Regions from separate parts of the Homo sapiens genome. Here region 1 is linked to region 2. A link is an interaction called in ENCODE POLR2A ChIA-PET data of the cell type or tissue named here. Cell type or tissue: GM12878. All regions are shown on one strand. Each heading gives the region's core, and the rest is flanking DNA. Links, peaks and the distances in the headings are about the cores only. Region 1 has its middle 34 kb from the start of TMED10. Region 2 overlaps TMED10 (transmembrane p24 trafficking protein 10).

Region 1 (15,257 bases), core at 6,135-8,634, 72 kb before region 2:
CCGTTCCAGCCACTTTTCGTATTTTTAAGGAAAAAAAAAAAGCATATGGGAAAGGATAGGGGATGGAAGGAGAAAAATCTGGATTCTGGCCACTAGCTTTGCTCTGATTCCGAGCACTTGGTAATTAGACATAGACTCTTCTGTCAGGAATCTGGCAAATAAAACAAAAGAATAGGATCCATATTTGTTATGTTAACCCTTGTAATTGTCTGGAAGCTTGACCATGCCTGAAAGTATATCAACACAAGACAAAGTGAACTAAAAATTTAATAACATTCTGGTTCATTTAACTAACAGGTGGTCAAATGTCTATAGTTGAAGTTGCATCCATGAACATTTGAATTAACTATGGCTGCAGTGATAACACTTGCCAGGTCTTTGCTTTACTTCTCCCTGCAAATCCTGGGTATTTACTTGGGTATCTTGAGCCTCTGGTAAAATGCTATTGCATGTCCTCCTCCTTTGACTCTCTTCCCAAGAGCTGCTTTGATTCGACAAGCCTCCACTGAGCCCTTCAAATGTGCCCTGCAGTGTAGTAGTTGCTGTGGATACACTCATAGTACGTGGATGCTAATTTGGGATTAGTATGGCATTTTGAGACAGAAGGCTTGAAAAAAATGGTACTGCCTCTAATGGAAGAGGACACTAAGTGAGTGAGTGGGAGCTGGGTTGGTCTGGAAGACAATGACTCAGGACATGAGGTGATCAGGGCATCCCAGTGGAAAATGTTTATGAAGTTGTTGGAGCTGAAGGGTTGGATCTTAGGTGAGAATATGAGCTCAAGAACTAAATGTGGAAGTCTTCCATGTAAAGGTGAGTCCACTGAGAAGGGCAGAAAATAGAACAGAAGCCCACCGGCTAAACCTTGAGGTGCAATTCAGAGATGAAAGGTAGGAGGAGGCTAAGAAAGCAGCCAAGGAGATGAGTAAGAACAACTGGAGAAATAGGAAGAAAGCCAGGAGAGCTCAGCACTATTGCAGTTTAGAGTGAAGTGTGTTTTGCTCTGCTTTTTTGTTGTTGCTGTTTTAATTTTTATTTTATTTTATTTTATGAGACAGGGTCTCCTTATGTTGACCAGGCTGGTCTTCAACCCATCAGCTCAAACGATCCTCCTGCCTCAGCCTCCCAAGTAGCTGACATTCCAGACATATGCCGCCATACCAGCTTTGTTGGATTTTTGTTTTTGTTGTTGTTGTTTGGTTTTTGAGACAGGGTTTCACTCTGTCCCCTAGACTGGAGTGCAGTGGCACAATCATGGCTCACTGCAGCCTCCACCTCCCAGGCTCAAGTGGTCTTCCCACCTCAGCCTCCCAAGTGGCTGGGACTACAGGCAAGCACCATCACACCAAGCTAATTTTTAAATTTTTTGTGGAGATGGGGGTCTCTTTATGTTGCCCAGGCTAGGGTTTTATTTTTATTTTTATTTTTAGATGGAGTCTCGCTCTGTCACCAGGCTGGAGTGCAGTGGCACGACCGTGGCTCACTGCAACCTCCACCTCCCAGGTTCAAGCAATTCTCCTGCCTCAGCCTCCTGAGTAGCTGGGATTACAGGCACATGCCACCACACCAGCTAATTTTTGTATTTTTAATAGAGATGGGGTTTCACCATGTTGGCCAGGATGGTCTCCATCTCCTGACCTTGTGATGCTCCTGCCTCAGCTGCTCAAAGTGCTGAGACTACAGGTGTGAGCCACTGCACCCAGCTAGGTTTTATTTTTTAAAGGGACAATAAAAAGGTTTCAAAGCTTCATAGCATGAACACTGAGAAAAGGCCTCTAGGGTGTAAGATGACCAACGTCCTAGTTTGCCCAATATTGTCCCAGTTTTAGCACTGCCAAGTCCCACATCCCAGGAAATATCTTAGTCCCGGGCAAACAGGACCGTTAGGATGTGCAGAGCCTTACACTAAGATACTAAGTTGGGCAACCAGGAATGTCAATATATACCCTCTAAAAGACCACATTAAAAAAAAATCAGATCCTGCATTTGCCACATCCTCTGGGCATGACCTTGGCCCGGACACAGGCCAGGGTTAATAAACTGTACTCACTGGATCCAGTCTTTGAAAACCTTTGATCGCTTTTGAGGTTTTTGGCCTGGAAGCATTTCCTATCATAAAATTTAGTTAAGTCAAACTCTTATTTGGTTCAAGTGCTCTTTCTCTGCATTGCCTTCACCCAAGCGATTGCTTTTACTGGAAACTCAGGGGTCAAGATAGAGCTGACGGCTTTCAGAAAAGAGAGTAAGCCTCAAAACTGATGCACCTGATAGAAAGAGTAAAGAAAATTAGTTCACTCCATCAAAGCTGGAGATCCAATTTTAAGGAAACTGCAACAGACATGGGGAGCTACAAGGTATATCTCTGGCAACCTCCAGGGCCTGTGGCTTTTCTGAAGACCCAAGGTATTGTGTTTTAGTTAGCAGTTATCACAAGGCTCTTTTTCCAATAGTATCTCGTGGTGCTTGGAAGTCGGAGGAAACTGAACGGCTTGCATGGTTTTGGTTTTTGTTTTTTACATGCCTTTGGTTCTGCCCATTTCCTCTAAGCTGGAGGCCAAAAACTGGCAGCTTGGATGGACCAATTCAGCCCGCAAGTGTGTTTTGTTTGGCCTACATGTTGTTGTTTTTTAAATTTTGAATTAGTTGCCAACATTTAAAAATCAGTAGATTTCACACACAAAAATCCAGATTTCCTGCTTTTCTTGAAAAATTGGAAGATATGAAGACAAGGGGGCTGCAGGTTCACGTGGCAACAATAGACAGGACCTGAGCAGCAAGACCCCCTTTGAATGAGGCCTGGGTGCCTCCCTGAGCTTCAGCCCCACCTAGCTCTCTACTTTCCTTTCCTTTACCTACCGGGCCTATTCCTAAGACTCCACAGAGAATGAGGCTTCCAAAATACCTCAGTCATTGGTTCTGAACCACTTGCCTTGACCTATTTCCTGCCCTACATCCCAACATGTTCCCAAGCCTTGGAGGTTCCGACGTCATGACTGCTTTCTTGTTTGTGGATTCAACTCATCCTCCTGGACCGACACCTGGTACCATTCCCTCCCACCACCACCACCAGGTTACCTGTGCTCCCTGCCCACCCTGCCCCTGCCCCGCCAAACCAGGAAGACACACCCATGCTCCGGGCTGCTGGAAGCCACAAAAACCAAACCACAGGCCCCTCCACTTGGTCTGCTCTCACTTTATATCTGTCCCCGATCTTTTTTCCCACTCCCCACTTCTTTCAGGTCCCACCTGGTTGCTGACCCTTCAACTTTCTCTTTTGTTTCCATCCTTGAAATCATCCCTTGGACTTCACCACAGAGTTCAGCTCTTCTTGCTGTGACGCTTGGCCTCTCTCAAGATGGAGTTTAAACTTTGCTTATGCTTCTACTTACAAAATCTTCAACTCAACCCAGCTCCGGGCATTGGAAATGTATTAGCCAGAGTACTGCTAGCTGCTATAACAAACGCATCCCTAAAAAAATGATAATAGGCCAGGCGTGGTGGTTCATGCCTGTAATCCCAGCACTTTGGAAGGCCGAGGCGAGTGGATCACCTGAGCTCAGGAGTTTGAGACCAGCCTGGGCAACATGGTGAAACCCAATCTCTACAAGAAATACAAAAATTAGCTGGGTGCAGTGGCATGCACCTGTAGTCCCAGCTGCTGGGAGGCTGAGGCAAGAGAACTGCTTAAGCCCAGGAGGTGGAGGTTGCAGTGAGCCAAGAACATGCCACTGCACTCCAGCCTGGGAGTGAGACCCTGTCTCAAAAAATAAACAAATAAATAAATAACTGTTAAAATGATAATCACAATAATATCCACTTTGGCCTTAACTAGAGCATGGCAGAAACAACAAAAGGCGGTTAATGTGGTATGAACTAAGTTCCTGTGTCAGGTTGCCGGCACATTATCTTTGTTCCTTTAATGAGAAGGACTTCGCTTGCAGATATGGCTCATGACTAACTTAAGTGGTCCGATCTTTGGGCAATTGCCCTTACTTTGTGTGCTTCTTGGTCCAGTAATGGAATCCACGAGCAGTAGGTAATTGTAGCAGCCTCAACTATCAAATAATATTAGAAGTCAACAGCTATAATCTGAAAAAAAAAATTCCCAACATTTCAGCAGCTTAACATAATGAAAGTTTGTTTCTCACTTACATAACAGTCAAATGTAAGTTGTCCTGGTCCTAGCCTTTTTCCACCTGTGGCTCAGCCATCTTCCAGGGCCTCAGAATCTTCTTTATCCAGCTGGTGGGGAGCAAAAAGGAGAGAGTGGCAAAGGAATCCCCACTTTTTAACTGCCTCTTGGAAGTGATACACATCATTTCTACTCATATTCCATTGGTGAGAGCTAATCATGGATCCCCACCTAAATGCAAGAGGAGATGGGGAATATAGTCTGTGGTGAGGTGCCACCCCCAGTGACAATGACATGCAATGGTAGTAAGGGCTTCAATTTTGGGTGGACAGCTGGCTATCTCTGTCACAGCACCAAGTCCAAGCAGAGGCCCACATTGCTGGTTCCCTGGATGAGCAATGCAAACGTTTTGCCACTGTGAAGTAACCGTGGAAGTGCGTATCCTATTTCCCATTAGGGATGAGAAAGAAACTGCACATTTTCCTCCAGGATTATAGTAGCAGTCAGAACTCTCTATGGTAACTGATAGAAACCCAAATCAGCCTAAGAAAAAGGGCACATAGGTCAGGCACAGTGGCTCATGCCTGTAATCCCAGAACTTTGGGAGGCCGAGGTGGGCAGATCACTTGAGGCCAGCAGTTCGAGACCAGCCTGGCCAACATTGCAAAACCCCATCTCCACTAAAAATACAATAAAAAATTAGCAGGGTGTGGTGAAGCATGCCCGTAATCTCAGCTACTAGGGAGGCTGAGGCACGAGAATTCCTTGAACCCAGGAGGCGGAGGTTACAGTGAGTCAAGATCATGCCACTGCACTCCAACCTGGGTGACAGAGCCAGACCCTGTCTCAAAAAACAAAACAAAAAAAAAAGAAAAAAAAGAAAAGAAAAAGGGCACATGTTGGCTGTCATAATTGGGAAGTCCAGGGGGTTGAGTTAGTCTAAAGTACAATTGCATCCAGGCACTCAAACATGAATATTAGTTATTTCTTCCTCTCTCCGTTTCCATGTCCTGGCTGAGTCCCCTCTTTTCTCCTGTAGATATTCTCCACGTGGCAGGGAAGGTGGCTGACAGCTGCCCTTGACTCACATCCTCCCAATCCCATGTTCTAAAAGGCAAAAGCCCTTCTCCTCTAGCCCCAAGTTTTAAAACCACAGAGAAGTCTGTGATTGGCCTGGCAGGGGTCACTGGTCTACCAGGGAGACGAGTGAACTAAGAGTTCCTTTCCCACCACATTGAAGTGGGGTAAGAGCAGCTTCCTCAAGAAAGCAGGTACTGTAGGACAGACAAAGCAATAAATGCCTGCCACAAACACGATGTAGACTCTGCTTTGACCACACAGTCTCTGACCATACCTCTGTGGCCAGCCCAGACTCTGAGCCTCAGTGCAGGTCCTGGGGAGCTGCCTCCTGAGACCAGAGCACACCCACTGTGCACTGTTTTAGTTAAGGTTATAGTTTCTACAAGAGTTAATAAGGTCTTCACGACTTTCTATGAATTCACCGGAAGGAACTGGAAAAGGGCTATTGGTAAGTTTTTACAAGATTTGAAGAAAAAGTTCCATCAAAGGGGTATAATTGCATAATGAATATCATTGGAAAATGCATGCTTTTTAGGCAGGAATTTACTTCAAACGTTGACTTACCTCATTTACTCATCCATCCAACAAATAATTATTAAGCACCTGTAATGAGCCTCGTTTGGAGTCAGGTGCTGGACATGCAATGATGGGTAAGTTCAAGTCCGTGGTCTCACCAGACTTAATGTCTCTAGTATATAAGAATACAGAGAAATACAGTTGAGGCAAAATGTGATGCCATGACCAAGTGTTTAAGATAATATTGTTACATAAACAAACAAACATACAAAGACATTTCTTCCAAGCATGGAAGAAGTTCCTGATATCCTCAAGAAAGAAAAATAGGAATCAGGAACCAATGGCAGCCAGGCTGTCTTGGAATTCATGATATATGGCAAAGCACTTCTGGAGTGTTGGTGCCACTGGTATGCCACATTGCCAGGTACATTCTTGGGACCAGCCACAATCTGATCCCTTCCTTGATTGCTACTTAGGTTTGGATAGAGAATCTTTTCCATGAATACACATTTCCAACCTATTGTTAAATCAATGGCAATTGTTTTATATTTATAAAAACTTGTTTTATATTTATGGAATACTATTATCCAAGATGAAGAAAATCTATACAGCTATCTACCTCTTAATTTTTTTAGTATTTTTTTTTCTTTTTTTTTGAGACAGATTCTTGCTCTGTCCCCCAGGCTGGAGTGCAATGGCGTGATCTCAGCTCACTGCAACCTCTGCCTCCTGGGTTCAAGTGATTCTCCTGCCTCAGCCTCCTGAGTAGCCGGGACTACAGGTGCCTGCCACTACACCCAGCTAATTTTTGTATTTTTAGTAGAGAAGGGGTTTCTCCATGTTGGCCAGGCTGGTCTTGAACTCCTGACCTCAAGTGATCCACCCACCTCAGGCTTCCAAAGTGCTGGGATTACAGGCATGAGCCACTGGGCCCAGCCCAGTAAATTTTTTATTTTGAAATAATTTTAGATTTACAGAGAAATTGCAAAGGTAACACAGAGAGTTCCCATATACCCTTTATCCAGTTTCTCCTGCATTCTTACATTACCATGGTACATTTGTCAAAACTCAGAAACCCACACTGGTACATTACTAGGAACTAAACTCCCTGCTTTATTCTGATTTCACCGGTTTTTCTTCTAATGTTTTTTTCCCTGTTCCAGGATCCAACCCTGGATATGACATTGCATTTTTTTTTTTTTTTTTTTTTTTTTTTTGAGACGGAGTCTCGCTCTGTCGCCCAGGCCGGACTGCGGACTGCAGTGGCGCAATCTCGGCTCACTGCAAGCTCCGCTTCCCGGGTTCACGCCATTCTCCTGCCTCAGCCTCCCGAGTAGCTGGGACTACAGGCGCCCGCCACCGCGCCCGGCTAATTTTTTTTTGTATTTTTAGTAGAGACGGGGTTTCACCTTGTTAGCCAGGATGGTCTCGATCTCCTGACCTCATGATCCACCCGCCTTGGCCTCCCAAAGTGCTGGGATTACAGGCGTGAGCCACCGCGCCCGGCCATGACATTGCATTTAATAGCTCTTGATTTTTGAAGATCATTATTCTTCAGGCATGAGTCAATGCTTCTTCTTTTCCTCCTTGCTGCCAATGTTTTAGATATTTCATGGTTCATTAGTACCTCCACCAGAGTGTGAGCAAGGGAAGGAAACCGTTTTGAAATGCAAATCAGCCAAATGTTGTTATTTATTCATTTGTGGCAGTTAGCTCGGTTACTAATAAGGCCAAGGTTACTGGCTTCACCTCTGTAAATGAGTCAGCTGCCTTAGCAATGACGGGGGAGCTGTTGTCCAGTGGCCATTATTTGCACCCCAAACCCTGTTAAGCTTCTCTTAAATGCAAACTTTTCACCACTGTGAGGTAATGGAGGTAATGGTGGGAGTGTGTATCCAATTACCTTGCTACTCCAGGTGTGACTCATGAACCAGCAGCATCAACATCATCTGGACGTTTTTAGAAATGCAGACGCTCAGGTGCTACCCAGATCCAAGAAGGAATCTGCACTTTAACAAGATACCCAAGTAATTAAGAACCATGGCCAGGCGCGGTGGCTCACGCCTGTAATCCCAGCACTTTGGAGGCCGAGGCAGGTGGATCATCTGAGGTCGGGAGTTCAAGACCAGCCTGATCAACATGGAGAAACCCCATCTGTATTAAAATACAAAATTAGCCAGGCGTGGCGGTGCATGCCTGTAATCCCAGCTACTCGGGAGGCTGAGGCAGGAGAATCACTTGAACCCAGGAGACAGAGGTTGCAGTGAGCCAAGATCGTGCCACTGCACTCCAGCCTGGATGACAGAGCGAGACTCCATCTCAAAAAAAAAAAAAAAAAAAAAAAAGCATGGCCATGCAACAAATATTTATTGAGAAACTACTCTGTGTCAGGTGCTGGAGTTTCAAAAGTAAAAAAAAAAAGAAAACATCTCTCTGTTATTCTAGACTTATAGTCTAGTAGAGAATAACAGGTACAATTATAAAGACAATTGTATTGATGGGGTACTGCCAGGGAACAAAAGAGGGCCTATTCTTGAACTGGGAGACCAGAGAAGATTCTCAAAGAATGTCATATTTAGCTGAGACCTGAAGAATAAGAAGATTTAGCCAGTTGAAAGAAGGAGGAAGATACAGGGGGTGAGGATGGAGAAAAGCAAGTTAGGGATGGAGGAACTCAGAGGCAAGGCAGACCACGGTGGCTTCTGCAAATTGCACATAGTTCAACACAGTGAGAACATCAAACGCCAACACTGGGAATGTTTGAGGTGGATGATCTGGAGATTTTCTTCCCTCTCTAGTCATCAGCATCATCAACTCATATTATTGAGCATCTACTATATGCTGAGCACCATGATAGGTGTTGGGGATATGGGTAACAAATGTCACAAACCCATTATACACAGGACATCAGTCTAGGTTTGCTACATACTATAACAACTGGAGGGAAGAGGTACACATACATCAGAGGTCCTGCGGGAATGCTCAGGAATCGCCCCTGGGCAGAAGAGTCCAAGGGAGGCCAAGCCTGGAATCAGATAGGGTAAGTGGAGTATGTCAAATATTGAGAGGCTAAACAAAGGGGTCCCAGCTAAAGCATGCCATAATAAAAGAGTACATGGCTGTGGCTCACACCTGTAATCCCAGCACTTTGGAAGGCAGAGGCGAGCGGATTACCTGAGGTCAGGAGTTCGGGACCAGCCTGGTCAACATGATGAAACCCCATCTCTACTAAAAATACAAAAATTAAGGCCAGGCACGGTGGCTCACGCCTATAATCCCAGCACTTTGGGAGGATGAGGCAGGTGGATCATGAAGTCAGGAGTTCGAGACCAGCCTGACCAACATGGTGAAACCCCATCTCTACTAAAAATACAAAAAATTAGCTGGGCGTGGCGGCACGTGCCTGTAATCCCAGTTACTCAGGAGGCTGAGGCAGGAGAATCGCTTGAACCTGGGAGGCAGAGGTTGCAGTGAGCTGAGATCATGCCACTGCACTCCAGACTGGGCGACAGAGTGAGACTCTGTCTCAAAAAAAAAAAAAAAGCCTGGAATGATGGTGCGCGCCTGTAGTCCCAGCTACTTGAGAGGCTGAGGCACAAGAATTGCTTGAACCCGGAAGGCAGAGGTTGCAGTGAGCTGAGATCGCCTCACTGCACTCCAGCCTGGGTGCCAGAGCCAGACTCTGTCTCCAAAAAAAAAAAGAAAAAAAAAAAAGAGTCCCTTAGGGCTAGAGGGCTAGAAGGTGCTGCTGAGGAGGTCAACATTGGGCAGGGCATGAGAGGTATATTAGTTTTCTATTCCTCTGTAACAAGTCACTACAAACTTAGTGGCTTAAACACACCCATTTATTAGCTCACGGTTCTGTGGAATTCATGGTTCAGAGTCCGGCAGGCTCAGCTGAGCTCTCTGCTTAGGTTTTCACGCGGCTGAAGTCAATATATCAACCACACTGGGCTCTTATCTAGAGGTGCTGGGGAAGAGCCCACTTCTAAACCCATTCAGGTTGTTGCCAAAATCCAATTCCTCATGGCTGTAGGACTGAGATCCCTGTTCCCTTGTTCGCTGCTATCTGGAATCCGCTCCCTGTAAGTAGATGCCCCCATGTTCTTCTCAAACTCCCCGCTCCATCTTCAAAGTCAGCCGCAGTGCATCGTCCTTTGAATCTCTGACTTTCTCCTCTGCTACTATCCAGAGACAGCCCTCTGCCCTCAAAGGCCCACATGATTAGGGCAGGCAGACCTGGATAATCTCCCTGTCTTGAAACAGAACACAATCACGGAACTGAAATCCCATAATATTCAGAGGTTCCTGGGATTTGGACATCTTTTGGGAATCATTTTAGAAATGTTGTCTCCTACAAGAGCAAGGAATCAAAATAGAGGCTTAGAATTTTAACTGGCAGGCCTTTGTAGCAGCCAAAGTTCTGTGAGCATAGAAGTGGGGTCTGCATTCTGATGGCCCCCTGGGAGGTGTGCCTTTGCACTGTATGAGTACACACATTTGCAAAAGGTCTCACACCCACTCCGTTACTTCTGTGATCTCCTAGGATATTCCGATAGTCATAGTGATTTTGGAGGCGAGGATCCTCCTTCCTCTGAATTAGGTCAGGCTGCAAATCTTCTTGCTGTCCCCATGAAGGGTCCCTGTTATGTCCCACAACAGCCCAGATCTGGAGCTCAGTCCTGTTCTCGTTTTGTTTGTTTGTTTGTTTGTTTTTTGGGACAGTCTCGCTCTGTCACCCAGGCTGGAGTACAGTGGTGCAATCTTGGCTCACTGCAACCACCGCCTCCCGGGTTCAAGCAATTCTCTGTCTCAGCTTCCCATGTAGCTGGGAGTACAGGCACGTACCACCACGCCTGGCTAATTTTTTGTATTTTTAGTAGAGATGGGGTTTCACCATCTTGGCCAGGCTGGTCTTGAACTCCTGACCTGGTGATCCACCTGCCTCGGCCTCCCAAAGTGCTGGGATTACAGGCGTGAGCCACCGTGCCCGGCTTCCTTTCTAGTCATGGCACAAAAACCCACTGTCTGTGGCATTGGTGGGTGCAGCAGGGGACTTTAATGAGGGTTTGAGTCATGCCCTCCATCCTCTTTCCAATAGCACCAAGCATCTCACTCCTCAGAGGGCCTTCATCCTTCTTGGCTCTCTTCCTTCTCTCTCCTCCAATGTCGCTTCTCTCAGTGCTTTACCTCGTCCCTGTTTCTCAAAAGCCAGCCCTGTGTCTCCTTTCTTCTTATGCACAGGGATTCCCTTTTCCCCACCTCCGCAGCAGAATGTTTCCACTTCCGATGATTTGGCTAAGGCTTTGCCTGTCACTGCCTGTAAGGATCTACCAGATTAATTCCTTAAATCAAGACCACCTTCCTCCCACACCTTCATCTTGCAATGGGAATGAAGGTGAAGGTGGTTTCCTTCTTCCACCTTCACCTGTTATGGAAGGAATGAATGAATGGAAGTACCCAGTAACACAGGAACATGGGGGTGGGAGGAGCACCTCCCCAAGCAGGTTACAGGGAAGCAAAGCCCTGAAAGGGTGACTAGGAGGGTGGAAACCAGATCCCAACTGAGAAAAAGAGGATTTTTTTGGTTTTGTTCTTGTTTTTGAAACAGGGTCTTGCTCTGTCACCCGGGCTGGAGTGCAATGGCGCCATTCTGCTCCCTGCAGCTTCAACCCCCTGGGCTCAAGTGATCCTCCCACCTCAGCCTCCCAAGTAGATGGGGTCTTGCTATGTTCCCCAGGCTGGTCTCAAACTCCACAAGCAATCCTCCCACCTTGGCCTCCCAAAGTGCTGGGATTACAGGTGTGAGCCACTGCACTCAGCCTTTACTGGGCTTTATTATTATTGTTATTATTTTTGAGACACAGTCTCTCTCTGCTGCCCAGGCTGGAGTGCAGTGGCCCGATCTCAGCTCACTACAATCTCTGCCTCCCGGGTTCAAGAGATTCTCCTGCCTCAGCCTCCCAAGTAGCTGGAATTACAGGAACATGCCTCTGTGCCCGGCTAATTTTTTTATTTTTTGTAGAGACAAGTTCTCACTATGTTGCCCAGGCTGGTCTCTAACTCCTGGGCTCAAGTGATTCTCCCACCTTGGCCTGCCAAAGTGCTGGGATTACAGACATGAGCCACTGTGCCCAGCTAGGAGTTTTTTTTACCAATACAGACAGAAGAGAGTGGGAGAACAAGGCCTGCTTTAGGAAGTGAGGAAAATGCACAGAACTGGCCTTGAAGGAAGACTGAGACTCAAGTTAGTCAACAGGAAGAGGACAAGGCTTTCCAGGCAGAACCCTATTAACCAGGAAGGCAGGAAGGGGGGACTGTTTGGCTGTTTCTTAACCAATCACTAGAGCTCTTTAACCAGAATGGAGGGCTGTCATAGAATATGCCAGGTGTTAAGGGATGAGAGGTTAACTAACGGCGAACTTGTAAAAGGTATAGTATACAAGGCTATTACTTCCCCCAGGCAATGAGGAGCCATTGAGGTTTTGGTGTGGCATGTCAGTTTGTGCTAGCAAGGTCACTTTTATTGACTTAACCTGTATGTTTGTAAGTGTGTACCTTCAGATTACACAAAACCTGGTTTTACACACATACACACATGCATACTCCCCCAATTCACATAAGAGCGACTATTTGGTAACATAAGAACCTGCATTAATGGTGGGTTTCTGTGGTCTTTTTTTCCTGCCTTTGGCTTAGTGATTTCTTAGTTCACTGAGAATCAGCAGCAGAGCTGCCACTAATAGGCAATTTGATGAATATGACTAATTGGCTCTCAGCATCCATTCTCACCTTTCTTTTCTTTTCTTTCTTTTTTCTTTTTCTTTCTTTTTTTTTTTTTTTTTTTTGAGACATGGTGGTCTCACTCTGTCACCCAGGCTGGAGTACAGTAGCATGACCTCAGCTCATTGCAACCTCTGCCTCCTGGGTTCAAGCAATTCTCCTGCCTCAGCCTCCCAAGCAGCTGGGATTACAGGGGTGAGCCACCACGCCCAGCATACTGGACTTTCTTATGTTAAAAATGCTCTCCAGCTACAAACTCAGACTCCCTCAAGTTAGAGTTCTGGATGATGCGAGTAGGCCTCATTAAATCTGATGCACTCATGAGAGATTTGAAAGGCAAAAGGAAGTTGAGTCATGGGCCCCTTTCTTCCTGCTTTGGCCACGTTCTGCTGCAAGCAATGTCAAGGAGATGTGGGGATCCACAGCAGCAGTCCAGTGTGTAATTTCCAGATCCATGACTATCTACTGGAACTTGTGGCAGAGGAGGTGGAGGTGATACCTAATCCCTGGATTACAGCTGTGGTGGTGGTGAAACCTTAAACTGAGCCATCCCATTAGCAGCCTCCTGATTATGAAGGAGTTACAGGTCCCCTGGGAGGTCAGTTCTGGGGTGCTTGGGTACTCAGTCCAAGAGGGAGCTCAGTTCCCAACCTTCTGATAAAATAAAATTATTAATTTTCTGCCGGGTTTGGTGGCTCATGCCTGTAATCCCAACACTTTGGGAGGCCAAAGCAGATGGATCACCTGAGGTCAGGAGTTCAAGACCAGCCTCACCAACATAGTGAAACCCCGTCTGTACTGAAAATACAAAAATTAGCTGGGCATGGTGGCAGGCACCTGTAATCCCAGCTACTCCAAAGGTTGAGGCAGGAGAATCGCTTGAACCTGGGAAGAGGAGGTTGCAGTAAGCCGAGATCATGCCACTGGTACTCCAGCCTGGATGACAGAGCAAGACTCCACCTCAAAAAAAAAAAATTATTAATTTCCTTCTTGCTTAAAATACCTTGGGTAGCTTCTGTTTCTTGCTTTGAACCTTGACTTCTGCAATAAGAGGATATATACAAAAGGGTAACTTTTCAATAAATAGACTCAAAAAAATCTTACATTTGGCACCAAAACTACAATGAATTAGGGGGTCTGGAATCACTGGCCTCTTAGCTCATGGACATTCCTAAGCTAATGCTCCCCAACTGTGATACGTATACCTCTAGTGGCACACAGGAGGATTTTAGCACATGAGTGAACATTTACACAATTTCAATAAGTGTATATTTATTTTAATGTGTACTAGAAAAAAATTTATAGGTAGCATACCAGACCCGATTTCATGAATCAGCAACTTCAAGAATATGATTGTTTACAGCAAGGCTAGCATAGGTAGTGACTATGCCAGCGAAAATATGTTAATTAATGAAAAGTATAAAATAAATAGCAGATGGATAACATGAAGATTTGGCAAAAATCATGAGGATGGTATTCAAACAACTGAAGTTTGGCAAACCCTTTCCTAGTTATTCATTCTTATGAGTCCCCTCACTATAGGAATGGGGAGAAGCCAGTTGGCACCGTAAGTCCTATTCGCCCACCTGTACCACACTCCCACTCCCAAAGATCACCATTCCTTTTAAACTCCAGCAATTACTGAAAAGTCAATACTGTTCTTCAGTGTCCTAGAGAAAACTCCCAGAACCTGAGGTTTATCACATGCCAAGGCTGAATGAGCCCATCAGCAGGACCAAAGGGTGGAGTTGGGAGGAGAAACTGCAAAATGAGCCTGGCTCCAGGAACAGCATGTATTCAGTACAGAGCCATAAGTTCAGAAATACCAGACTTGGGTGTGTTTGTTATGGAGACTTACTATAGTGAAAGGAAAAGCTGACAAAGTCATCTCTCGAGTCCCTGTCAAAAGCCACAAGCCCCAGACACACTAACAAAATAAGGCGACGGTTAGGAGCCAACATACCTCTCTGTCCTTGTTTTCATTCCAAAGACCTCAGAAGAGATCTTGCAGATATATGACTCTAAATGTAATGAGTACAAATTGCAAGTACTCAAAAGCTAAGCTTTGATAATGCTTAACTGCAAGAGCAAAGAGATAAGATGAGACACTGGACTAGAGGACATTTAGAAAAAACGGTCTAATAGATCAATGGTTTCCAAATGCCCATCTACACAGACCAGTGTCTTCTATGGAGGATGGCTGTGTGTTTTAAAATTGTAGATTCCCAGTCACTTCCCAGAGAGGATTCTGGTGTAGGCTGGAGATGAACTCCTGGGGTCCCAACTGCCCCAGATGGCTCAATCGAGTTTACAAACTACTTTTTGAGCCCTTGTGCCTCATATCTGGTTACTTCGTTCCATTCTCCGCCAGCCCAGCCTGGTTCATTCCTTCCACAATGGTTGACATCTAATAGCTTTCTAACACATCTCCTGCCTCTCTCTGTCTCTGTCTCTCTCTCTCTCTTTCTTTCTTTTTTTTTTTTAGACGGAGTTTTGCTCTTGTCACCCAGACTGGAGTGCAATGACGTGGTCTCAGCTCACTGTGACTTCCACCTCCCAGGTTCAAGTGATTCTCCTGTCTCAGCTTCCCAAGTAGCTAGGACTGCAGGCACGTGCTACCAGGCCCAGCTAATTTTTGTATTTTTAGTAGAGACGGGGTTTCACCATGTTGGCCCAGCTGGTTTCGAACTCTTGACCTCAAGTGATCTGCCCCCCTCAGCCTCCCAAAATGCTGGGATTACAGGCA
Region 2 (15,257 bases), core at 10,135-12,634:
TGGTATAGCCTACTACTGCTCCTAGGCTACAAAGCTGTAAAGCATGTGACTGTACTGAATACTGTAGGCAGTTAGAACACAATGCTATTTGTGTATCTAAACATAGAAAAGATATAGTAAAAATACAGTATTATAATAATCTTATGGGACCACCTTCATATATGCAGTCTGTCCTCGACTGAACTGTCTTCATGTAGTGCATGACTGTACTGTGCTGTGACAATCAGGGAGGTAGTTGGAAGACCTTGTAAGAAAGAAGATATCCTGATCATTTGGACCAGGTGGGGCTGTGAACTGCTTAAGTTTCACAACTTTTTCAATGAGGAAGTACATCTTCCATGGACAATGTCGTAATCAGGATTACACATTGGATTTGGGAGAACAGAACACTCTGGGTGCCACATTTTGTTTTGTTTTGTTTGAAGACTTGTTGTTTTCATGCTCAGAAGACACATGTGACTTGTCTTACTTTGTTCTCAGTCTTACCCTGTGCAGTCTTATTTATATTTCTCTTGCTTTCGAGTTAATCTTTCCAGTCTATCCAAAAGAAGTCCTTTTTTTGTGTGTGTGTGAAACAAGAGTCTTGCTCTGTCACCCAGGCTGGAGTGCAGTGGTGCGATCTTGGCTCACTGCAACTTTACCGGGTTCAAGTGATTCTCATGCCTCAGCCTCCGGAGTAGCTGGAACTACAGGCACGCACCACTGCGCCTGGCTAATTTGTGTATTTTTAGTAGAGACGGGTTTCATCATGTTGGCCAAGCTGGTCTCGAACTCGAACCTCAAGAGATCCACCTGCCTTGGCCTCCCAAAGTGCTGGGATTACAGGCATGAGCCACCGTGCCCATCCCAAAAGAAGTTCTTTACTGTCTTTCAAGCATGCCATACTCCGATTTTAATATCTGAGCCTTTGCTCATGCTTTGCCGTCTGCCTAGAGTACTTTGCCTAAGTCCTGCCTTTAGGTGTTCCCTTTTTAGTGAAGTCTGTCCACAACTACAATCTTCTCTCCTCTTCCCTTTGCTCCATATTGGAATTGTCTGAACCAGTTCCTTTGGCTTAAACTTTTACAGTGCTTTGCATTTTCACCATAGTTGTTTTGTGTATATGTCTTAGATCCCAATTGAATTATTTGAAGGCAGGGATTGTATCCTGGCTTAGTCCATTTTGTGCTGCTATAACAGAACATCGCAGAGTGGGTATAAACAGTAGAAATTTGTTTGGTTCATGGTTCTGGAGTCTGGAAAGTCCAAGATCAAGGGGCCACATCTGGTGAGGGCCTTTTTGCTGTGTCACAATAACATGGCAGAAGGTATCACATGGCAAGAGAATGCACAGGAGAGCAAGAAGGGGCTGAACTCACTTTTATAACAAACCTACTTCTATGATAATGACATTAAATCTATTGATGAGGGCAGAGCCCCATGACCTAGTCAATTCTTAAAGGTCCTACTTCTCCGCCAGGCACAGTGGCTCATGCCTATAATCCCAGCACTTTGGGAGGCTGAGGCAGGAGGATCGCTTGAGCCCAGGAGTTCCAGATCAGCCTGGACAGTATAGCGAGACCCTGTCTCTACAAAAAATACAAAAATTACCTGGGTGTGGTGGCTCACGCCTGTAGTCCCAGCTACTTGAAAGACTGAAGTGGGAGGATTGCTTGAGCCCAGGAGTTCGAGGCTACAGTGAGCCATGATGGTGCGTGCCACTGCACTCCAGCTTGGAAGACAAGAGTAAGAACCTGTCTCAAAAAATTTTTTTTAATTAAATAAATAAAATTAAAGGTTTTACCTCTCAACACTGTTGCATTGGGGATTAAGTTTCCAACACATGAACTTTGAGAGGGGCACATCGAAGCCGTAGCATATCTCTTTAAAATCTCCAGCACAGTTTTAGTACTTAGTGAGTTTTCAATGAGTAGTTATTGAATTGACTTCAGTTCATTTCAGAAAACTTCCAGTGTCTCTCAGGCATCAGAGGGTACAGTACCATTCAGTGTGGCTTATGGTTTCAGGAACCCCAGTGCTTCAGTGGCACTGTTTCCCACAACTTCTAATTTCATGCAGGCAGTTGTAAATTTTATAACTAGGTGAATTCCAGGGGATTGGGGCTGAACAGTTTTCTGGGGCTCCTTGGGTCTTTTCCTTTCTCCTACTTGATGATTTAAGATTAGAATGCTTCTTTGATCCAGCTGAATCAGATTGACTCTTCTAACATGAACTCTATTATAAGAAGCATCCCTGAGATTTGAACACTTAAAGTTGTTTTTTTTTTTTCCTTGAGCTGTTGTAACTCTTTTAAGGGCTTAGTGGGAATAGCTCTATGACATTGTACTCCTACTGAACTAGGCCATACATTGATCAAAATGTTTGAATTAAAGTGGAATATTAGATAAAACTTATGTTCTTTTCAGTACTCAGATTTATATTAAGTAAATCCAAGCTTAGCACATATCCAATAATCCTAATTCATCATGGCCTTCCCTCAAAATTTGACAGGGCAACCTTTTCAGATGTGGAAATACACATTTTCAGCCGAAGTTGTTGCCTACTATCTCTTGATTTATATGCCACTCAATTTCACACTGTTTTGATTTTTGAGTTTTATTTCCCAATTCAATAAGCCTGTGTGGTTTCCCTTCTGTTCTGTTCCTCTGTAGTACCAGTTGCAGTATCTTGTGTCCTTGCCTGCTCAGAGATGTTTGCCAGCAGCATGTTCTTGTTGCTTTCCGGCACCCCACACAGATAGAGGCTTTGTCTGGAATGTTTGTGATTTTAGCCAGAGCCAGGAATTTTCTGCAACTGAGCAGGGGGAGGAGTTGTGGCTGTTTCCCTCTATTGAGAGGGTAGGGGTTCTGTAGAGGGAGGGCGGGCGGGTGGGTGGGTAATTTCCCAGAATTTTAAGTATTTCACACAATGATTCCTTTGATTTCTTTCTCAGGAACAGGGCGGATACCTGACCAACTCGTGATCCTAGACATGAAGCATGGAGTGGAGGCGAAAAATTACGAAGAGGTATGTCCTGCTCTAACAGCCAGAGGAGGCAGCAGTGTGCTATGCTGTGAGGTTTCTGTGACCTCGGCAGGCCAACAGGCTGTGCTTTGCCCAAAGGGCTGTGGTTTCTTAGCAGTCTTGTGACAGCCAGCCATGATCTTACTGATACAAAAAGTGGTATTAACAGCCTTAGCCGGGCGCGGTGGCTCACTCCTGTAATCCCAGCACTTTGGGAGGCCAAGGCGGGTGGATCGCCTGAGGTCAGGAGTTCGATACCAGCCTGGTCAACATGGTGACACCAAGTTTCTACTAAAAATACAAAAATTAGCCAGGAGTGGTGGCGTGCGCCTGTAATCCCAGCTAGTCTACTCGGGAGGCTGAGGCAGGAGAATTGCTGGAACCTGGGGGGCAGAGGCTGCAGTGAGCCGAGATCGTGCCACTGCACTCCAGCCTGGGCGACAGGGCAAGGCTCCATCTCAAAAAAAAAAAAAAAAAAAAACAGCCTTGAAGAATAATTCTGGCTGTGCTGTCAGCCAAAGACTGAACAAACTGTCCCACAGAATGTTGGTTTGATAAAACACTGAAGCATATGGCATTAGTTCTCTTGAACTGTGTGTGTGTAGAGAGAGATATTTTAAATTTTTTAAAGCTGGAATTCAGTTATTTGTTAATGCCCAAGGTTAAGAAAAGTGATTTGTTTTTAATTCCTAAGACTTTTTCCCCAAGACCAACAGTTGTATATCTATCTATCTATCTATCTATCTATCTATCTATCTGGGGCATGGATTCAGTGCTGTTTAGTCTTGAACAACTGTTTTGTGTTTGGGAAATAACAATAGTCAAAGATAGTTTTTAGTTAAAATAATTTCAAACTTTCAAGGAAGAGGGCAGGATGGAGGAAAAAGCTGCAAGAGACTAGGAATGGTGATAATAGAAATTTGATGCTGATAAGAAGTTATTTATTATAGACTAATAAAAACTGACACTTATTTGGGTGACAGGGAGATGGAGGTGTACACAGAATGAGGAGAAGGACAACAGCCTTTTTCATCTCTGCGAGACTTGGGGGCAGCACAAAAGGGTTCTTCAAATGAAGGGCACCTTTGAAAAACCACAAGAACTATTTAAGACTAGATAATTGATCTTTACAGAAAGATAAGAGTATTTTTACCCAACAAAACAGTACGTAAGGGCATGAAGGAGGAGTGGGGTACAGGAAATAGAATGGGCTTTTGAAGAATGCAAACTAAGTAAATGAAGGAAAATTGGTTTAAGTGATTTAGGAAAATTGTCTAGGAATAGTGGAACAGAAGTTGCTCTCTCTTTGGACAGCACTTTGGAAGGGAAATATCCTAAAATGGAAGAAGATTGGAAATGACTGGTTAATTCTGCAACAGGAAGTAGTACAACAGTTGCAGCTCTTTCCTTGTTCAAATCCTCAATTGAATGAAACTAGGTAGCGTTATTTAGAGGCAGTAAATAGGAGCAAGTGATACAGTTGTGAATGGGAGACAGTTTCCGGTAGAGAATTTTCAATTGTTTGTTTCTGTTTCCAGGCTAGTTTAATTTAAATAAATAAAACAAGAAGACCTCTTTATTTGATGAACTTGAGTAAATTGAAAAATTTTTTTAAACCTTCATGATTCAGAAGAATCTTAATTATATTTAAATAAGATTATGTTAAAGTGCTTTTATAAGATATAAAACACTAGGGAGAATGTTCTCATTATTATAAGGTAGAAGAATAGGTAAAATGATTTCCAGTTTGTGGTTACTGCTTCTGTTCCCGAACTGTGGACCATTCTCAGTTGAATTTGTACTCTGTGGAATTTTACCTATTGTAATCTTTTTCTCCAACATGATGCCTGTCATTAAGGGTATTTATTTATTTATTTATTGAGATGGAGTCTCGCTTGGTTGCCCAGGCTGGAGTGCAGTGGCGGGATCTCTGCTCACTGCAAGCTCCGCCTCCCGGGTTCACGCCATTCTCCTGCCTCAGCCTCCCGAGTAGCTGGGACTACAGGCACCCATCACCACGCCCAGCTAATTTTTTGTATTTTTAGTAGAGACGGGGTTTCACCATGTTAGCCAGGATGGTCTCGATCTCCTGACCTCGTGATCTGCCTGTCTTGGCCTCCCAAAGTGCTGGCGGATTACATGCGTGAGGCACCGCGCCCAGCCCAAGGGTATTTATTAAATAACAACACATCAATGCCCTATTAGACAGTAGACATAGCTAGTTCCCCTCAAAAACAGATGACATTATTGTGGGTTTATATAAAGAATGCTTTGGACACAGCTGTCGTATAGCATTTTAGAACCCCTATACCTCCTGGAATTTCCATCATCCTTGGACTTTATAGACATTAGGAAAGGGGCTTTATCTTTCCTGACCTTTTGCTTAACCCAAGAGGGGAATCCCTAGCCCAAAGAAAACCACGGTGCTTCCTTTGCCTGCTTCCTGCTTCAGACGTCTGACATGTCCTAAGCCTGCCTTTACGCATGTAGTTACAACACAGCTCCAAGGTTCTGCTTCTTAACCAAGAAACTCCTCCCCACTACTTTCTTTAACATCTATCCCCACCCTCCTGCCCTTCACCCCTGCTCCCCAGCAGCAGACCAGATTGATGTAGAGGAGGAATGGCTATGACACAGTCCGAAGACCAGCCCTTTCTTCAGTCTGCAGCAAGGCTGCCTTGAACCTTGCTTAGAAATGGCTGTTAGCTGGCAGGGCACGGTGGCTCACACCTGTAATCCCAGCACTTTGGGAGGCCAAGGTGGGTGGATCACCCAAGGTCAGGAGTTGGAGACCAGCCTGGCCAACCTGGCGAAAACCCCATCTCTACTAAAAATACAAAAATTAGCCGGGCATGGTGGCGGGTACCTGTAGTCCCAACTACTCGGGAGGCTGAAGCAAGAGAATCACTTGAACGATTTAATTTCAGGCCCTTGAGATAATGGAGAGGCTTTATCTCCAGAGGATTTGGAATCTTTGGCATCAGCATTAAGATTCGGGAATGTGGCATACTTCTTTAATTTTCATGTCCAACACATCTCTCCCTCATATCTGTGGACTCATAATTCTGAAATCCCATGTGGTCCTGTAAGATTGAATAGTAATTGTACCACACTACCTACCTAAATTGTTATTAATTAATCCATGTGAAATTGCTATGTAACACAATACAAATGTAAGATGATATTATTTGGAAGACAGAATGCTTGTCATACTGTGAAGAAGCATTAAGTCTTGTTGTTTGAATTCTTTAAAGAGAAAGAATGCCTTTGTCCTCGGAAATAAAGCACTTTTGATTTTGATTTCTTGCATTTTATTTTATGAACCTCTGACCACTGTCTCACTTCTGCCCTTCAGAGGGTGTATCTTTGTAGATTCAGGATGTGAACCGAGCCACTTCTTTTTAGTTTGTCATCTGTGAACTAGAGCAGTTGTTTGTAGGGACTTACTGTCTGTGCAGTTGGGAGAATGCAGGCAATTACTGTCCGACAAAGAAGGAGCTATCTGACACATCTTCTAACTCCTGGGCTGTGTGTCCCACGAGTAAAATACCGCTTTGCCTAGGCGATTCTATTTGTCTGTCATTTGCTATCAATCTATATTCCAAAAACACAGCTGCCCTGGTTGGAGCAACAGCTGAAGACTTTCCAAAAGTTCTGTTTCTCTGAGTGCTCTCAGGAAGGAGGAACTCTGATTCCATGTACTAGATCCAAAGTCCTTTTTTTTTTTTTTTTTGAGACAGAGTATCACTCAGTTATTCAGGCTGTAGTGCAGTGGCGTGATCTTAGCTCACTGCAACCTCTGCCTCCCGGGTTCAAACAATTATTCTGCCTCAGCCTCCCGAGTAGCTGGGATTACAAGTGTGCACCACCACACCCAGCTAATTTTTGTATTTTTAGTAGAGACAGGGTTTCACCATGTAGGCCAGGCTGGTCTCCAACTCCTGACCTCAAGTGATCTGGCCACCTCGGCCTCCCAAAGTGCTGGGATTACAGGCATGAGCCACTGTGCCAGCTCTGTTATGTTTATCTTGCTTGTGTTAGACTAGATGGTCTTCACATTTATTGCTGTGCTCCTGGAGTTGGTGGGGGCTGTGGTGGGAGGCATGGAGGCAGCAAACTACTTTGACTGAATTTGTCTTGTCACAAGAAGCTTCTCTCTTGGATCTTGATGCTCCACCAAGGAAAAGAATTTAGAGATTCCCTAGAGGTTAGATTAACACCTCTGTTTTAAGAAGCAGTTTTTTCAGAGAATTAATACCTTTTCTTGGTACAGTTACATATAACTCTGTGAACTCTTTAGATTCAAATCTTCATTATAATGGAAGATTTGGATATGGTTTTAGAAGAGTTTAATTTTACTGGTATTTTGGAGGTGTTATACAGAAAAAGGCTTTGTAACTTGTAGCTTTTCCAAACAGTACCTACCATGACCAGTAAGAATGATGTTAATAGATATGGTGGTAGAGAAGGCTTTCTCCTAGGCGGCGGGCCTCATGAAAATAGATGCAGGCTGGGCGCGGTGGCTCACACCTGTAATCCCAGCACTTTGGAAGGCTGAGGCAGGTGGATCACCTGAGGTCAGGAGTTCAAGACCAACTTGGCCAACATGGTGAAACCCTGTCTCTACTAAAAATACAAAAATTAGCTGGGTGTGGTGGCAGGCGCCTGTAATCCCAGCTACTCGGGAAGCTGAGGCAGGAGAATCATTTGAACCTGGGAGGCAGAGGTTGCAGTGAGCCAAGATCGTGCCACTGCACTCCAGCATGGGTGACAAAGCAAAACTCTATCTCAAAAAAATAAAAAAAAGAAAGAAAAAAAATCAATGCAGAGTGCTTTTAGTATACAAGAAACACTTGCTTCAGGGGACCAGCAGCACTTAGCTACTTTGAGAAAGTTGGCTTCTTTGAAGAAGGCATAGAGTGGGCAGAACAGGTCAATTACAAGTGTTTACCAAGTCTCAGGTCTTTACGACTATATAAACTATAAATCATTTTAATTTCCTTGAGTTCAGGAGCCAAACTAGTGTGGAGGGACAGGATAAAAATAAAACAATTTGTGAATATGACAATATATGATTGAGTGTTAACTGTGTGACACAGTATGTGTTGTAGGGCTTCAGGGAAGACAGTGTGGACAAGAGTGGTTGAAGGAGGCTTTCAAGGAGGCTTGAAAGATAGGTCAGATTTGGGTACAGAGAGCATAAATGCTTTTGGAAGTCAGGGATTCTGTTCTCGAATTTTACAGCAGAGTTTGGCAGTTTAAATGCTGTGATCACCCTGGGTAGGGAGTTAAGAGACCATGGTACTGTTAATTTTGGTTGGACACCCAAAGGGCTGAGTAACTTTATGGAATCTTTAGTTTCCTCATTTGAAAAATGAGGGACTCACTGCAAAATGAAGCACCTTGTAACTATAACATCCTTTGATTATTTAACAACTACATGCAGCTTGCCAGGGGGATATCACCCCCTATTGGAGAACCTGTGGTGCACATTGTCTTACAGACTTGGCAAAACATACCTCATGCTTCCAGTGATGAAGGAGAGTAGAATAGAATACCAGCCTGCCTTCATGAAACATGTATAATTTGGCATTTTTACAGATACTCTGAACAGTTCAATCAACTGCTTACAAGAGCAGAACAACAGAAAGTGGGAATTTTGATATTGAGGATTTTTTAGCTTTTTGTACTGTGATATAAAGCCTCAATGCTATGTATTGAATGCTTAGTCCAGAGCAAGTAAAGAGCGTCTTCTTGAGAATACTTACCATGATTTGTTTTAAAATTTTACTCTGTTGCCCTGCAAAAATAATAGCAATGGGAAACCCAGGAAGTTTATTAGTCAAACTTTATTAGTCAAGCAAACAGGACAACTTATATAGATCCTTGTGGCCTAATATAGCTTGTTCATTTCACCTTTGATTCAGGAAAAACTTAGTATACTCATCTGGTTTTCTTTATTAAATTTCTAGTACTTACAGAATAAACTCACATAGACTTGGATTCTAATGCCAACTGCACCAAGCTGTGATACTTTGGGCAAATTATTTAATACCTCAGAGCCTTAGTTTCCTCATCTGCAAAACTTAAGGATAAAAATATTCACCTTATAGGGTTACGAGGATTAAATGAGATTACAAAATATACTACATTGTGAGCATATATGAATGGCTCTGATTCATTATACTACCTTTTTCATCCCCTTCCCTAATTTAGTCTCAGCCTAACTTTTGAGCCTTTTATTTGCTATTATCCCCTACCCTCCCCAAGCACAAGTGTGTGGCAGTTATGTGTGTACATGCACACATACCCTATAGTCTAGTTTCTAGCACACCAGACTACTTATGTCTAGACTATTCGTAGTTGCTAAACATGCCTGCACTTTACTCCCTCCGTGTTTTGGTTTACAGGTTCCCCTCAGCCTTGAATGCCCTCTCAAAAGTCCTGCCCAACTTGTGAGACCCAGCTCACCCACTTCCTGTTAAGCTTCACTTTGTCCTCCCAACTAGAACTGTTTTTAATGTGTATTTTTTGTTATAGAAGTTACTACATAAAGCCATATATTATGGTTATAACTTACTATATAAGCTGTGAGAGCTTAAGATCATAACTTACCTTGGTACCTTGCACATAATAAGAACTCAGAAAAAAACGTTAAGGCCTTAAAATGTTTAAAAAAAATCAAGAAACTTTTTTATATTTGTTTTAAGCTGGTAATAAAAGTCTATTGTTATATATTCTTGCAATAAAGTTTTTTTTTCTTTATTATTATTACTACTTTGTAATAGAGATGGGGTCTTGCTGTGTTGCCCAGCCTGGTCTCCAGCAATCCACCTGCCTTGGCTTCCCAAAGTGCTGGTATTACTGGCATGAGCCACTGTGCCCTGCCTGCAGTGAAGGTTTTTTGTTTTTTGTTTTAAACCACTGACTACTACTACTACTTCTTCATTTATTTATTTTTTTGAGACAGAGTCCACCCAGCCCAGGCTGGAGTGCAGCGGTGCCATCTCAGCTCACTGCAACCTCTGCCTCCCAGGTTCAAAGGATTCTCGTGCCTCAGCCTCCTGAGTAGCTGGGACTACAGGCATGCGCCACCATGCCCAGCTAATTTTTGTAATTTTAATAAAGACTGGGTTTCACCATGTTGGCCAGGCTGGTCTCAAACTCCTGGTCTCAAGTGATCCATCCGCTTCAGCCTCCCAAAGTGCTGAGATTACAGGCGTGAGCCACCACACCTGGCTAATTTTTTTCTTTTGTAAAAATAAACAGGCCAGGCCCAGTGGCTCACGCCTGTAATCCCAGCACTTTGGGAGGCCGAGGAGGGCGGATCATGAGGTCACAAGTTCGAGACCAGCCTGACCAACATGGTGAAACCCTGTCTCTACTAAAAATACAAAAATTAGCTGGGCGTGGTGGCACGTGCCTGTAATCCCAGCTACTTGGGAGGCTGAGGCAGGAGAATCTGGGTGACAGAGCAAGAGTCCATCTCAAAAAGAATAAACAACAGAAATTTATTTCTCATAGTTCTGGAGTCTAGGAAGTTCAAGATCAGGGTGCCAGTGTGGTCAGGTTCTGGTGAGGGTCCTCTTCTGAATGCATACTGCCTCCTCACTGTGTTCTCACATGGAGGAAGGCGGAATTACTTTCCTTAATAGCATTTAATTGTTAAGTCCGTCAGATTTTGGTGGTTTGAAAAGATCTTTGTTCTTTGATTTCCTCCAAATATTATTTGGATTTCTAGGTTTAGATTCAACATAGAAATATATCCATGATTGTTGTTTTTTACTATTGAGTATCCATGGTGTACTAGGTGTTTGGAATGGCAAGCTAGATTTCAGTACTGTTTTAGTCTCTTGAGATTTCTTTAAGATTTCTAGATTTTAAATTAGTATCATGAGTGAAGGTACTTATTAGGCAAAAATGGCTTCTAGGAAATGAGACCAAAATGAGACCTTCATCCCACTAATGAAGGTCTGAAAATAATTTTCTGGATGAAAGATGGGATTCAATAGATTTTTTTTTTTTTTTTTTGAGTCGGAGTCTCAGTTTGTCTCCCAGGATGGAGTATAGTGGCATGATCTTGGCTCACTGCAGCCTTGACCTCCCAGGCTCAAGTGATCCTCCTGCCTCAGCCTCTCGAAGTATTGGGATAACAGGTGTGAGCCACCACGCTTGGCCTCAGCAGAGATTTTGTTGAGGAAATAAAATCAACTTTGAAGATAGGAATTTGACTGTTTGGTTATGAATAGAGGTGTAGAGTCTGAAGTAGCACCTGTACTAGAAAAGGGGTTGGGAATTGAATGATTAACTAAACAATGTGGAATACTAGCTGTGTGGAATGCTGTGCAGCAGTTAAGAATAAGATGAATTGATAAGCACTGACATTTTTGGAAAGATCTTACTAAATGGAAAAAAGCTATAGAACAATGTGTGTAGTATGCCATTTATAAATAGATTTTAAGTTATATTTTTCTGTGTACATTTACATACAAAAGCATAGTGTCTCAGAAGAAAAGGTGTGGAAAGATAATACATCAAGTTTATAAGCATCTTTACCTCTGGAAAGCAATGTGGGAATTGAGGAACCATGAAGGTAGACTTTTGGTTTATATTCTCTTTGCTTCTGGATAGTTTAAATTTTTAGCCAAAGAATATATTTATGTGTTGGTTGTACAACTAAAAAATAAGTTTTATTACTGGAAAGGGATTGGGAACAGCTTGTGGGGGGCTGTAATCTACAAAAGCCATCTTCAGTACCAGGTTTAATTCCATCATTGTTTTTCGGGTTTTAGGTCTCTGGACTATTGTCCTTTAACAACAACAACAACAAAAATAAAAAAAAAAAAAAAAAAAAGAAGCAAAGGCTGTGGGATTCAGTAGGCTTTAAAGTAATTTTTTTTTTAATATCATTTTCAGCTGGCAGAGGCACAGCCATAGTTTCACTTCCAGTTTCTTTTGCAAGTTTCTATTTAGGGAACTTTAAATAATTTATCTCTAAGAAGTATCATGCCATTTCCTTTATACTGTCTCATTTAGGAAGCTCTGAGTGGGGAAGTATAGAGCAGGAGGGAAGATGTTAGACTAAGGTTCAGCTTGTATAGCTCCTGTATTTTTCTTGAGGAATTTTTTTTTGTTCTGCAGCTCTATATGAGATCAATGAACAGATATATATTCTGGGTTAATGACAAAACCTGGCATTTGGCCATTCACTTAGGAAAGTTAGCTCTGTGCATTAACTATTGGTTAAATCTTACACCCAGAAGCTGTTCTGCAGTTACCAGTCACACCGTTAACTCTAGCCAACATTTTACAAACGCAAGAAAATGTGCTTCTGGTGAGAGAAAACTGTAGGTGTATCATCGCAAGTCTATCACCATATTTTTATGGACCTTAAATATAAACTCAATTTTTACATCCCAATTTTAACAGCAGTTTGTTTTATTTTAAATAACTTTTGTTCATCACACATTTAGTGAAGAATATAATAAGAAAACATAAAATAAATGCCTCCTATTCATCCCTTGTTAACTGCTGTTAACATTTCACAAAGAAAAGGACAAGGACAATGAATTGAACAAAGGAGAGAAAAAAAAGTGGGCCATAGGGAATGTACAGTAAATAGGGAGTAAAGAAGCAGATATATAAACAGAATTATTAAGGCCAGGTGCAGTGGCTCACGCCTGTAATCCCAGCACTTTGGGAGGTCGAGGTGGATGGATCACCTGAGGTTAGGAGTTCAAGACCAGCCTGGCCAACGTGGTGAAATCTCATCTCTACTGAACATATAAAAATTAGCTGGGTGGGGTGGCACACACCTGTAATCCCAGCTACTCAGGAGGCTGAGGTGGGAGGATTTTTTTGAACCTGGGAGGCAGAGGTTGCAGTGAGCCAAGATCATACCACTGTACTCCAGCCTGGGCAACAGAGTGAGACTCCATCCTTAAAAAAAAAAAAAAAAGAAAGAAAGAAACAGAATTTTTTTTTTTTTTTTTGAGATGGAGTCTCGCTCTGTCACCCATCCTGGAGTGCAGTGGCACAATCTCAACTCACTGCAAGCTCCGCCTCCTGGGTTCACGCCATTCTCCTGCCGCAGCCTCCCGAGTAGCTGGGACTACAGGCGCCCGCCACCACGCCCAGCTATTTTTTTTTTTTATTTTTAGTAGAGACGGGGTTTCACCGTGTTAGCCAGGATGGTCTCGATCTCCTGACCTCGTGTTCCACCCACCTCGGCCTCCCAAAGTGCTGGGATTACAGGTGTGAGCCACCACACCCGGCCAGAAACAGAATTATTAAAGAATTCTCTATGTGGAAACTTTAAGAGCAACTGGTATGTAAAAGTTTTAAGATCTGGAAAGCTGGCCGGGCATGGTGGATCACGCCTGTAATCTCAGCACTTTGGGAGGCCGAGGCAGGTGGATCACGAGGTCAAGAGATCGAGACCATCCTGACCAACATGGTGAAACCCCATCTCGACTAAAAATACAAAAAATTAGCTGGGTGTGGTGGCGCACGCCTGTAGTCCCAGCTACTTAGGAGGCTGAGGCAGGAGAATCACTTGAACCCAGGAGGCAGAGGTTGCAGTGAGCCAAAACCACACCACTGCACTCTAGCCTGGCAAGAGTGAGACTCCATCTCCAAAAAAAAAAAAAAAGATCTGGAAAGCTCTGGTGGTGTATCTCATTTTAAAGCAAAGCATAATCTAAGACTGATAAGAAAAAAACAATAATGACATCTTTGCTGGTGTGACAGATGCCTCTAGTTATTAGATACTCTTAAGAGTTTTCTTAGGGGTCTAACTTGAGAGCAGAAGACAGTTAATTTCTTTCTCACATCCTTCATTCCTCAGCATACAGGGAATTCCTTGAAGATTTCTTTTGATAACTGGCTGTGTCATTCTAAAAGAAAAAAATACATAAAAAATTCAGTGCAGTTTTCTCACATCTGAGCTCTGATATTAAACCTTAAAGTTGTTGTAGGATTTATATGAACCAGAATTCTCTAATTGTGTATTTTGAATTATTACTTTAATGCTATAACAACACATGCTCACATTCCTATGTACTGTCAAAGGTTTAATGAATTTAGTGGTTTTTCTTCTAAAACCAGGTTTGACTTAATATGACTCCCACATTTATTGTATTAACAATAGTTTACTTCTTAGACATGAGTGGAAGTGCAAAGTAAAGTGCTTTACTAAAGTCAAAAATCAGCTGGGCATGGTGGCTCACACTTGTAGTCCCAACACTTTGGGAGGCCAAGGCGGACAGATTGCTTGAGCTTAGGAGTTCGAGACCAGCCTGGGCAACATGGCAAAACCCCATCTCTAGAAAAAGTATAAAAATTAGCTGGGTGTGGCAGTGCATGACTGTGGTCCCAGCTACTTGGGATGCTGAGGCAAGAGGATTGCCTGAGCCCAGGAGGTCGAGCCTGCAGTGAGCCAAGACTGTGCCACTGCACTCCAGCCTGGGCAACAGAGTAAAACCCTGTCTCAAAAAAAAAGTAAAAAATCTTGAGACAATAGTATATCTTACTTTATAGCCTACGGTTATTATATTACTTCTAAGATTTTAGTCAAAATTAAAGTATCAAAAAAGGTCTGAAATGGAAAGATATAGTCTATAGGGAAAGAAAGAAGCCCAAATTTTAAAATATGTTAGGATGATTGATAGGAGAGAATTTAAATCTGGTGAAACTTTAAAAAAGACTTCTCTGTTGCCTTCTTTATGTTCTTGACTGAAGCGATGTTTTCAGAGAGCTGAAAATATTCCATTCTTTTCCAGATTGCAAAAGTTGAGAAGCTCAAACCATTAGAGGTAGAGCTGCGACGCCTAGAAGACCTTTCAGAATCTATTGTTAATGATTTTGCCTACATGAAGAAGAGAGAAGAGGAGATGCGTGATACCAACGGTGAGGGGGAAGGCGACTCTTACTTCTTAAGTGACCCATAAATGAGACAGTCTCCAAACTTTCAATTCTGGTGTACCCTTTTCTCAGTTTTGCCAAGGTGGGTATATGGAGGGGAAATTGCTTGCTTCGCTGTTGTTGCTGCTAAAGGTAAATGAGCCTTGTTAGATTTTCAAGAGAGTAGAAACTCCTACTGTGATAGGCAGGTGACAACATCCTCAATTAGTCTATACCCACATCAAACTGATAGCACCAATCTTTGTAATTTTCAACATTTATATATAGGATAATGAACTTTTATTTTTATTTATTTACTTATTTTTGAGATGGAGTCTCGCTCTGTCGCTCAG

The links. ChIA-PET counts read pairs that join two places held together with the same protein. Peaks named below come from ENCODE experiments on the same cell type or tissue, not always from the same donor. Only the 100,000 strongest peaks of a DNase experiment are listed, where the experiment ranks them.
Region 1: POLR2A ChIA-PET joins it to region 2 with 6 read pairs; 10 of 35 experiments call an interaction of 5 or more read pairs at or near these places.

The regions. Positions count from the first base shown.
Region 1 is chr14:75,203,393-75,218,649 of GRCh38, reverse strand. No RefSeq gene overlaps it. Among named protein-coding and RNA genes, the nearest start is that of TMED10, 34 kb to the right of the region's middle. In GM12878, for the core only: no CTCF peak of the experiment used is centred there; a DNase peak (open chromatin) is centred at 7,459; H3K27ac peaks cover 676 bases.
Region 2 is chr14:75,135,413-75,150,669 of GRCh38, reverse strand. It overlaps TMED10 (transmembrane p24 trafficking protein 10), which reads left to right. Exons shown (of 5, transcript NM_006827.6): 3 at 2,933-3,006; 4 at 14,784-14,910. Among named protein-coding and RNA genes, the nearest start is that of NEK9, 16 kb to the right of the region's middle. RefSeq lists silencers at 2,670-2,964, 2,910-3,204. In GM12878, for the core only: no CTCF peak of the experiment used is centred there; no DNase peak of the experiment used is centred there; H3K27ac peaks cover 387 bases.